Linked DNA regions of Homo sapiens: region 2 is linked to region 1. A link is an interaction called in ENCODE POLR2A ChIA-PET data of the cell type or tissue named here. Cell type or tissue: MCF 10A. All regions are shown on one strand. Links, peaks and the distances in the headings refer to the core of each region. The heading gives the core; the rest is flanking DNA.

Region 1 (5,337 bases), core at 187-5,186:
CCTCTAAAAGTCTGGTGTAGTGGAAAGAGTACTGGCTTTGCAGTCAGGCAATTTTTGTTCTTTTACTTACTGACCATGAGAGCTGGAGAAAATAACTCCTCTGTGATACAGTTTCTTCTTTTATAAAATATGAATAATAATGGCTACCTGGTAGGGTTGTTAGGAGAATCTGAGTACATGGGCATGTAGAAGTGCTCAATGCAGATTTTTTTTTTATTTCTGTAAACAGTTTGCTTTCTGTTATACTTAAAGGGATCTGGATGTGTTTGGGATTCAAGTGAGAGAGATGATCTTTATAGGAGTGTATCAACAAAATCTTGACTATGAATACATATATCCGCAAATACACAAGTATATACATATACAAATATATATTCCTCATTAATATTGCACAAAAGAGCCAAGCCATGTCCTAAATGTTACTACTGAAAATTAAGATCCAATCTAGGCCATAGAGTCCTGTAAACCCCATTTAAAATAGGGTTGAAAATTTGACTATTATAATGAGGTAAAAATGGATTTGACTTGTCCAATAGCCATTAAGTCTAATGATTTATTTGTATTTTAAAACACAAAAAAAGGACTGGATATTTGCAGGTGGTACCTTACTGAATGCTGATCCATAGGTTACTCTAACAAGGGTAATTTTACATTTTAAATAGTAACATTTAAAGTCAGAATTCTTAAATGTACACCAAGAATGATGGCTAATGAGTAATAACAGCTTAAGTTAAAAAGCTTAACAATAAGTTAATTCTTGTGTGCATTTATTACAAACACTACTGTGAGAAGTAATGGCTAAAGTAAAAAAGAGGGCAGAAAAAAACATCTGATGCTATAATGCGTCTAAATAAAGAATGTGAAACATAAAGTTTTGTTCTACATCTTCACTGGAGATTTTAAAGGGCAAGGAGACCTAGCTCCTTGAGATGTATAACTATTTGCTGACAAGTTGGAGTGTCATTAGCCAGTGTTCTAGAAAGTGAATAATATAATCCCCCCCCCCCAGCTCTACATTGATACATTTCTTAGCTAGGAGACAAATGTTAGTTTGTATTTCGTAGACCAAACTATTTTAACATCTCCATTTTCATTTGTCTGTATAGACAAAAATGTTTGGCCTACAAAGACACAGCCGTGAATATTGAATGACCCAGTTCAGTATCCATTACCTGAATGTTGTTGTGTCCCCACTGTATGCAGGGGAGATGTGGTAGGCATCGGGATGGATGATGACGATGATGATAATTAAATGAGTGAACAGACAAACAAACGGCAGGCATATTTCCTATCCTCTTAGTGTTTACAGTTTTGCTGCAGAGGAATGATTTTATGAAATAACATAAGTAATTTAGCTGAGATTATTTAAGCATGAGTTTTTGGAACATTTTCCCCCAGAATCAAAAAAGTAGGGTCAGTGCCAAAGCAGCCAGTTCCAAAGCGATGCTCTAAAACCTTAGAAGTTTCCTTGGAGTAACAAAAAATTTCCAGGAAGTGAAGCAGTTTATAAATAGTTTCAGATCTTTGTGGAAATACACAGAGAAACTGGCAGAAAATGAATCCATGGAGATTTTGACAAGACCCCTCTAAGCAAGATCTAAAGACAACATCAGATGGAGTTGTCTGTGGATTATGTACGTATTGTCAGAGACATTCATGCAAAATAATGGGTTTGGTGGTGACAGGGTTACAGCCACAACAAGAAAGTGAGATACAGTTAGTGGAATTCTCAAGTGCTCTCTTAGGATGAATAAACCTTAAGAAAGAACACCCTGCTTTTGTAACAGATGAAGAAAGGCTATGGAAGAGACAGATTCTGGTAAGACAGAGCATTCTCTAACACTAAAGATGACATTTCTGATCTATGGGCACGGGCTTTCACATGGGTTAAATGGGTGCAGCAAATAGTGTTTCAGCTGTTTTTGGATTAAATGAGTTGTTCAGGATTTGTAGTGTAACGGGCATCCATGGAAAACATTTCAGTATTTTAGAGAGCCGTACCTTCTATGTGTCTCAACAGTGTTATTTGAGGGCTCTCTAGGAAGGCTTCCCTTATCTAATTCTCTCTCAAACTTTTGAATAAAAGTCCTATTATTAGCAATTCCTGTGTGGTGACCATCATCATTTCCCTTTGTCTCTTTTTGAAGATGAATAATTGCAGAGAATGGAAGTACCCTTTCTCCATCACACCTTGGATCAGTGCTTATTAGATCACTTTCCTGATTGATGACAAAGATGGGAAAACTTGAGAACACTTCTCAGTATAGAAGGAGGAGGGGTGAAGAGAGGCTGCAGAAATGGTGTTAGAGTCCTGGATGACAACAGTGCTGGCTTATCAATGTTTTCAGGGCACTGCCGAATGAAACATGAGATTTGTATACAAGAACTTGAGAGCTAAGAAATGTTTACTTTGCCTAGGAAATACCCACTGGGATATTGTTAGGATGGAAGTAATGAGGAAATAATAATGATGATAATATACTTTTTAAATTCTCTCAGCATTGTTGAAAAATATGATTATAACATTGCAGTGGTGGACAACTTATCAATACCAACCTCCATGGAAATCTAGGTCAAAGAAAACGTAACCACAGGGCCGAAAAAATAAATCCATGAGATGGCCTTTAGCAAGGTCACAGAAGAAAATAATTTCCAGCCCTGAGAACCCCGTGATTTCCTTCTTGTTTCTTTTCATCTTTATCCATTCTGTATTCCAGTATTTTGTATCTAGTGTTCTTCTCCTAACCCTATGCCTTTCTCAGTATGGATATTTTCGGTCTAAGACCTGAGGATATTGCCACTGTTTTGGTGATTGCTTTTGCACTTGTGTAGCAGCTTTTAAATTCCCATCTTTTTTAGCAGCTGCAGCCAGACAAACATATGAGTCAGTGGGAGGGGTTTAGAGGAACTGGCTCAGTTCTCAAGGGAGCAGTAACCTTTTGGCAGTCCAACAAAAAGAACATTTAAAGTCCAGTGACTGCAAAAGCTCTCTCTGTACATGTGATAGCAACTGCAGTTTTCCCAAGGTCTACTAAGGGTTTTTTCAGGAAGAGTCAGGTTTCTGCCTATAGAGAGACACATTCCTGAAGGCTTAACTCTGACCTCATAGCTCAAGTGGATACAAAATAAAATCTGGAGACAGCTGGGAAGTGATAAAGGGCAAGGAAGAAATTTGGGGATATGAAAGTGACAATGTTTTATTAAATGTTCTCACTGGGTTTTGTTGCCTGTATACCCTACAGCGCAAATAATGAAGGACAGCTAATCTTTCTTTTTTCAGTACTAGTTCAGGGTACAGGATCTTTCTCTCTACTGTGTTCACATAAGAGATTCTCCAAGAATTGTTTCCCTACCTGGTGGTCCTTGAGAGCCTCTTAGAGGAATGGGCATTTTCAACTCAATCCTTTTCACCTGTTCATCCTCAAGCAGAGGTCCACAGGCTGGGATGTGCCTGTGTCTGAAACTTCTACTTTAAGCAACTAGTTGCTGATATTTGACTTTTTACAAAAATGCCAATTTGATCAACTTAAGAGGAATACAAAGATAAGAGTGGCTTGTTGATTTCTGCAGGAAACCAATAAATGATTCCTTGTTTCTCCGTTTCCTTGCATTGTTCTTCCCTGTACATTATTTTCTTTCTTCTTTATTGCTTATCATAAAAAGAAGAGTAAGGGGGTCTTATGTGGAAGGGATGAATAATAGAAAATTATTTTTGTGTCAAGTAGAAACAATAGATTCTTTTGCTAATGAAAATTTAGACAATACTTTCTGTGATACACATTTTGCTGAGATAAAATGTCACAATCAAGAAGTCCATTTACACTGAAATAGGCAACCTAATAGTATCTTAATTAACATAGAAGAAAGTGGTAATTAGAGGTCATTTGGAAAGCTGGAGACGGTGTCCCAATGAGACTGGCAAGTTTTACTTCATGACTCAAGGTACAAGTCTGGGTTCTTAGTTGCAACTAACAGAAAACCTCTGTCCAACATAGGCAGAAAAATTATTTGTTGGAAGGATATTGAGTTTCTTACAAATTGGTGAGAGGACTAGAGATCAGATTTAGAAAGAGATTGGAAATCAAGGGACAGTAAACAGCTGAGGATCCAGCTGAGCTCACACCATTGAAGCAGGCTGTTGAGGATCAGTCACTATTCCTGCTGCCATTTCAAGTGCTGCTTCTGGCAACACACCAGTGTACTGCTGGCCACTAGCCTCTGGCCTCTGCTATGGGGGGCCAAGAATATCTCTGACTCTTCCAGCAACTTGGCATCTCTCTCTCTCAAGAATCAAAGGTCTACTCAAGAGCATCTAATTGATTGAGCCTAGGTCACATGCCTTTTTCCAAACAGCTAAGAGTGGTGCCCAAGGCTGGGTGGAGGGTTGAGGGGAAGGAGACTGGGAGGTGGCATTTTCATTTCCAACTCGATTTGATCCATGTACTCATCCTCCAGCAATGATAAGAACCCCCTTATTTTTTTTAGCCTGTTGGAGGTAATGACATCTACCCTTCTTGTACTTTTGCAGTACTTCATATATTGGTCTTACTGTATTGTTCTATTTATAATTTATATGTGTGTTTTTCCCCACCTGACAGAATTTATGGAGAAGAGGGATTGTGTTGTGTTTTTAGCATCATAACCTACAGTGCCTTACATGCATTAGGTGCTTAAAATATATGGGTTTAATAAATTATGTTTAATGATGATGTCGCAGGGAAACCTAATATAATGCTAATAAATCATAGCAACAAATGTTGAAAGAGTACTTGTTATATACTGGACATTTTCTTATTTCATCCTTATAACAATCCTATGAAGTAGGTTCTATGCTTTTTCATTTTATGCATGAGGAGCTAAGGCTCAGGTTAAATAAGTTGTCCTTGTTTATATAACTGAAACTGACAGGGCAGATATTCTAGCTAGGGCGGTCAAATTCCAGAGCCCATCATCAGAACTGTACTGCCCCCTGGAGGTAAATCACAGAGAAGAGGAAGATGGATCCAATCTTAGAGAACAGAGACCACTAGTTTGCTATATTCTCAATAGATGTTCACTTAGAGTGTATGGTATTTATTTGATAGGAATCAAGGAATAATTTTATATTTACTGATATAAATGAAATCTTATTTTGAATTTAATATTGTTCTAAAGTAATAGGCATTGCATAGTAACGACTAAAAAAGCATTCCTTTTTTGCAGCATTCTAGTTATGTTTGCCTCATAATATAATAAATATAAATAAATATTTATTATGTTATATATTTTATATAAATAAATATTTATTAATAATATAATAAATATTAATAAAATAAAAATAAATATAAATAAATACAT
Region 2 (5,337 bases), core at 179-5,178, 180 kb before region 1:
GGTGCTTAACTGAAGAAACTGTGATCCATTTCCATACTGGGGGTGTGTGATCGCACTGTGTGTGGTTGATTTGCTGAGCTATTACAGTTTGTTGTATACAGTTGCAAGGCTCAGTTTGGAAAAAAAAAAAAGAAAAAAACAGAACTCATTCTATCTATTTTAAGTAGGACGGATTATAATACAAAGAATCAGGCCTATATATATTCATCAGACTGCTAGAAGTTTAAGGCTGAATGTGTCAGGATAAGTTCCAGAGATAGCAGTGCTGCTGCCTCTGTCAAAGCAGGGAGGCAGACTTAAGAGTTCACTACTGACCTGTTTGGTTTTGAGTTCAAAAGCACAGTGTCATAGCTGTCATTCAGGGATCAGGAAACCACTACTATCCCCACTGTACCTACCTCTGGATGCCCACAGAGCTGAAGACCAGACATTGGGACACAATTGGAGAAAACCCAGAGTTTCCAGGACTGTGCCTCTGAGCAGCAAGCAGCAGGAAGATAGACTCTTCCTCACTTGTAGATTCAACCTTATGCAACAGAAACCTGGCAGCAAGGGATTCTGGGCAAGGTAGTTTTACCAGTCCAACTGGTGCAGGTCAGGAAGGCACTCTAGGAAGATGAATTGGATGCTGAATAACAATTTACTATATCTACCATAACCAGGTGTACTATGAATTTCGGGCAAGGTTAGGACCTTTATTGGTTAATTTTGATTCCTCATTAAAACCTACACCTCACATAACTGCAAATCCACAATACATTCTAAGACAGTGGGCTTTTTGTCTCTTTATAGACTTTCAGCTCCTAACACAAACTGTGCTGTACTCGTATTTGAAACATCGTGCCTAGTACTGTGTCTGGTCAAATGAATGAATGAATAAATATATGAGTCAAGAAATCAGTAAATGGTTGAAAACCTGTGTCCTTTTGCACTTTTGAATTGACAAATTCATTTGACTTTTTCCAATTCAATGGCTCTCGACCAGGGGCAATTTTGCCCACCTGCCCTCCCACCCCCACCCTGGTACATTTGGCAATGTATGGGAGGCACTTTTGAGTGTTACTATTTGGGGATTGGCGGGTGGGTTTACTGTTGGCACCTACTGGGCAGAGACTTGGGATGCTGTTAAATATCCTACATTGCACAGGATTGCCTCCTGTAACAAAAAATTATCCAGCACAAAATGTCAGGAGTGCTGCAGTTAAGAAATCTGCTCTAATTACTACTTCCTCTTACTTTTGTCTGCCATAATATTCTTATGCCAATAGATCAGAACCCTTGAGAATTTGGGCTTTCTCAGAATTCAAGTCTTCATTAGTCTTTTTTCTCTTTGGAGGGTTTTTCTCCCATAGTCTCTGATTATATGTTAATCATTCTATTCCCACATATATTCATAATGGACCTCAGGGACACAGAGTGGCCTTTAGGTCCTTGTATTAAAACATTACTAGAGAAAATTTTTGGAGTGTCACTCTTCAACTTCTTTTCTTACTTAATCTCACAGCTCTAGATTTAGTAGTAACATTTCGTTCAATTTAGAAAATGCCTCAAGAAAGTGAGAGATGTTGTTCTATATTTTAAACCTTGATAGGCACCAATTGTACTGAATTAGTTGATTTTTGACTTTTTATATTTTATCTTTTTTTTTCTTTTTTTAAATACATGACAATTGACTGGCTAGTAGTCTTCAAGAAAAATGAAATTCTGTTCCTAAAATGGACTTCTTAGAAAAATCCAGAACTTCTTTTAGATTTTAGAAATTTATTCCTTTTCATAATCAAATACTTCTAAAGTATAAATATGTCATAATCGAATAATGATCACAATTAAAACTTAAGTAGTCATAGTTAAATCAAGTATGTTTGTGAACAGAACAGAAAGTCAATATAAATCTTAAAGATGGAAGTGTGTAAAATTCAGTTTACACATCCAACAAATCTTATTGAGCTTCACTGTTCCTCTCTGATAACCATTGAGAATACCTTAGTGAGAAAATTATTCCCAGTCTCTACCCTCATGGAGCTTACATTATTTAGTTAGAGTCTTCCTACTGGAGAATCACACAAGTAGTATTTAATTACTAAGGTGACAAGTTCTATAATTGAAAAATCACAAGGTGGCATGAAAATAAATAGGGAACCTAACATATTTTTAATCTAATCAGGAGAAATTTTTTTTTAAAGAAAGTAGTAATTAAACTCATACCTGAAAGATGAGTAAGAGTTAGCTGTGCACAGTGTGGAGCAAACAGCATTCCTGGCAGAGGCACATGTAATGGCTGGAGGCAAGAAAGAGCTTGTTTTTCTCAGGAAATACAAAGGATTTTGGATTTAATACTCAGTACTGAGGAGCCACTACATGGTTTTAGCAGAGGCGTGATTTGATTAGATTTACATTTTAAACAATTACTCTCACTGCCATGTGAAAAATGGGATTGAGGCAAGGAAAAGTGGGTTAGAGATAACTAGCCAGAAAGTAACTGGAGTAGTCTGGTTGAGACAAGATGGTGACGTTAACTGGAAAACAGATAGATTTAGAAGGTGGGGTAAACTAGGTTTGGTGGCTGATTTTTTGGGGGTAGATAATGAAGGGAGATATCGGTTATGGTTGGATCACAGGCTTCTGGCTGGAGCATCTGGGAGGATGTGGGTACCACTTATTATGTTAGGGAGCTCTAGAGGAGAAGCAGTTTTAGGGCAAGATGGTTAAATATAATACATTTATTTTGGGGCATGCTGTATTTGAAATTCTTCTAACACATCCAAGTATCCAAAATGGAAATACTATAAACATTTGGACCTATAAGTCTCTCACTCAGAAGAGTAGTCTAGGCTGGAGATATAATTTTGAAAACCACTGACTTTAGATGACATTTGAAGATATGAGAGTAGATAAGATCACCTTATCTCATAAGATATGAGAGGTGATGTTTGAAAATATGAGAGAGAAGAAGGTCCGAGGCTGAGTCATGATAAAAGGTCTACGTGAAAAGTTGGGGTCGAGGAGAAGTCTCTGAAGAGGACTAACAATAAATCAGAGGGAAAACAACAGAAGTAAACAGACGTGGAAAGATAGAAAGCAAGGAAAGAGAATATTCTAGAAGGAAGGAGTGGAAATCTGTTACAAATGATGCTGAGAGGTTAAATAGGAAAGACATGAATATTTTCATTGACTTAGCAACATGCACATCATTGGCGACTTAATGCTAGAATCTGAGAGGAAAGAACAGAAGCCAGTTTGGAGTGGGCTGAGAAGTCAGTAGTAGAAGGAAGTAGAAATTGAAGCTATAGCTATGTATTTTGTAACTGGGAGAGCAGATAAAATTTTAGTTGGAGATCTGTAGTTCGGTAAAATTTGTGTATACATGTTTTAAGACAGGAGAGACAATAGTATGTATAGATGATAATGAAAAGTGTCTAGTAGAGAAAGAGAGGTTGAAGTTATGTAGGGGAAAATGGGTATTGTCTAGAGGAGAAAGTTTCTGAGAAAGTGGGAGGAGATGGGATTAATAGCACATATCAAGAGATTCTCCTATGATAGAAAACACTTTTATTTGGTAACAGAAGGAAATAAAGAGTTAATAACTGTGAAGTTTAGAATATTCATTTAAGGCCTGGTGGTGGCTCATGCCTGTAATTCCAGCACTTTGGGAGACCGAGGTGGGTCGATCACTCGAGCTCAGGAGTTTGAGACCAGCCTGGTCAACATGGTGAAACCCTGTCTCTACTAAAAATACAAAATTTAGCTGGGTGTGGTGGTACATGCCTGTAATCCCAGCTACTCAGGAGGCTGAGGCAGGAGAATCACTTGAACCCAGGAGGTGGAGGTGGCAGTGAGCTGAGATTGCACCACTGCACTCCAGCTTAGGGGATAGAGACTCCATCTCAAAAAATATATTTATATATATGTATTTATGAATATATTTATACATATTATGAATATATTTTATATATATTCATATATAATGAATATATTATATATATGATATATATTCATATATATAATGAATATATTATATATATGAATATATATTCATATAAATGTGATTCTCCTCTAGAATGAATGATCTTAGTGATCTGAGATTGTTTGCACACGTGCTTCCAGAGCTTGAAACTAATGTCCATATTCTTGGGAGTTAAAATGTAGGCGGGTATTTGTGGATGCCTTCCACAAATACTAACCAAGTATTCAGTAGATAAGTTGCCATAATCCTATTTGAAGTGGGTTGGCATATATGTTACGGCATTGGCCTGGGGATTGGGAGAGCCAAAGTGGCCATGTATGTAGTACTGGTGTAGTATTTACACACACTGCTGCTCTCACACTGCTGCACTCACTTTTCACACCCAGTTTCACAAGGCAATTTGGCTTAGGACTCAAAGCAAACAACCAAAATAAAAGTTGATAGGCACCAAATAACCATAAGAATCCTGAAGTGCTTGTAGACTTCAACAGGACTAAATAAGACTGTGAGGTCAGTTTCTCACCCATGTTCTGGGCAGCACAAAAATAGAATGATTCACTAAAGCCCTAAGATGCAGAGGCAGTTTTGGCTCTGATCATGGCAATGGCAATATGTTGGTAAGACTTGCTTTTGGCTGCAAGAAACAAAAAACCCAACTACATTGGGTTTTATGATAGGAGTTAAATAACAGAGGTTTTTTTCTCACATCGTAGTAAGTCCTGAAGTACAGGTTGCTGATGTTGTTTCAGTGGCTCAATGATGTCAAGGTGAGCATCTTTGTGCTTCTCTTGTCTCCTCATGCTCACAATGTAAGTGCTGAAATTGTAGCTCTTACTTTTGCTTTTGAGGCAGGAAGAAGAAACTTGGAAGTGCTTACCAGTTGCAGGTGTCCCTTTTTATCAAAGAGGCAAGCTTCCCCTGAATTCCCTCCAGTGAATCTCTGCTTACATCTGGGCTGGGGGGTAAAAGGAAGCTAAGAGAGTATATATCTGACTCTATAGCCCCTGTGGTTGGAGGCATCATGATAGAGGAGGGTTGGAAATAGCTTTGAGTAGCCCAAGCAACAGTGTCATTTAACAATAGGGAGCCACAGGATACCCAGGGGGAGACAGTAGTTCTCAAGGAGAGAAAAGCATTGAACCACTTGGTAGTGGTGATGGCAAGCCATGACCAGGGCCCAGGCAGAGGAGGCAAGAGTCACCCCATAAAAATAGCTCTAAAGAGGTTGAAGACATCAGGTGGCATCTGCAAAAGCAAAAAGAAGAATTCGCAGGGAGACAAAAGCTCTGCGGGCTTCTACCCCATTCTCTAGGAAGCTCGGGATAGTTAATCATATCTATGTTACTTACCAACCTATTACCAAGAACTTAGCG

Evidence for each region. ChIA-PET counts read pairs that join two places held together with the same protein. Peaks named below come from ENCODE experiments on the same cell type or tissue, not always from the same donor. Only the 100,000 strongest peaks of a DNase experiment are listed, where the experiment ranks them.
Region 2: POLR2A ChIA-PET joins it to region 1 with 5 read pairs; 2 of 35 experiments call an interaction of 5 or more read pairs at or near these places.

The regions. Positions count from the first base shown.
Region 1 is chr3:107,205,944-107,211,280 of GRCh38, reverse strand. The region is part of intron 1 of LINC00882 (long intergenic non-protein coding RNA 882); the gene reads left to right. Among named protein-coding and RNA genes, the nearest start is that of LINC00882, 32 kb to the left of the region's middle. In MCF 10A, for the core only: a CTCF peak has its summit at 4,987 (motif pointing left); DNase peaks (open chromatin) are centred at 2,980 and 4,950.
Region 2 is chr3:107,389,900-107,395,236 of GRCh38, reverse strand. No RefSeq gene overlaps it. Among named protein-coding and RNA genes, the nearest start is that of CCDC54-AS1, 10 kb to the right of the region's middle. In MCF 10A, for the core only: no CTCF peak of the experiment used is centred there; a DNase peak (open chromatin) is centred at 2,266.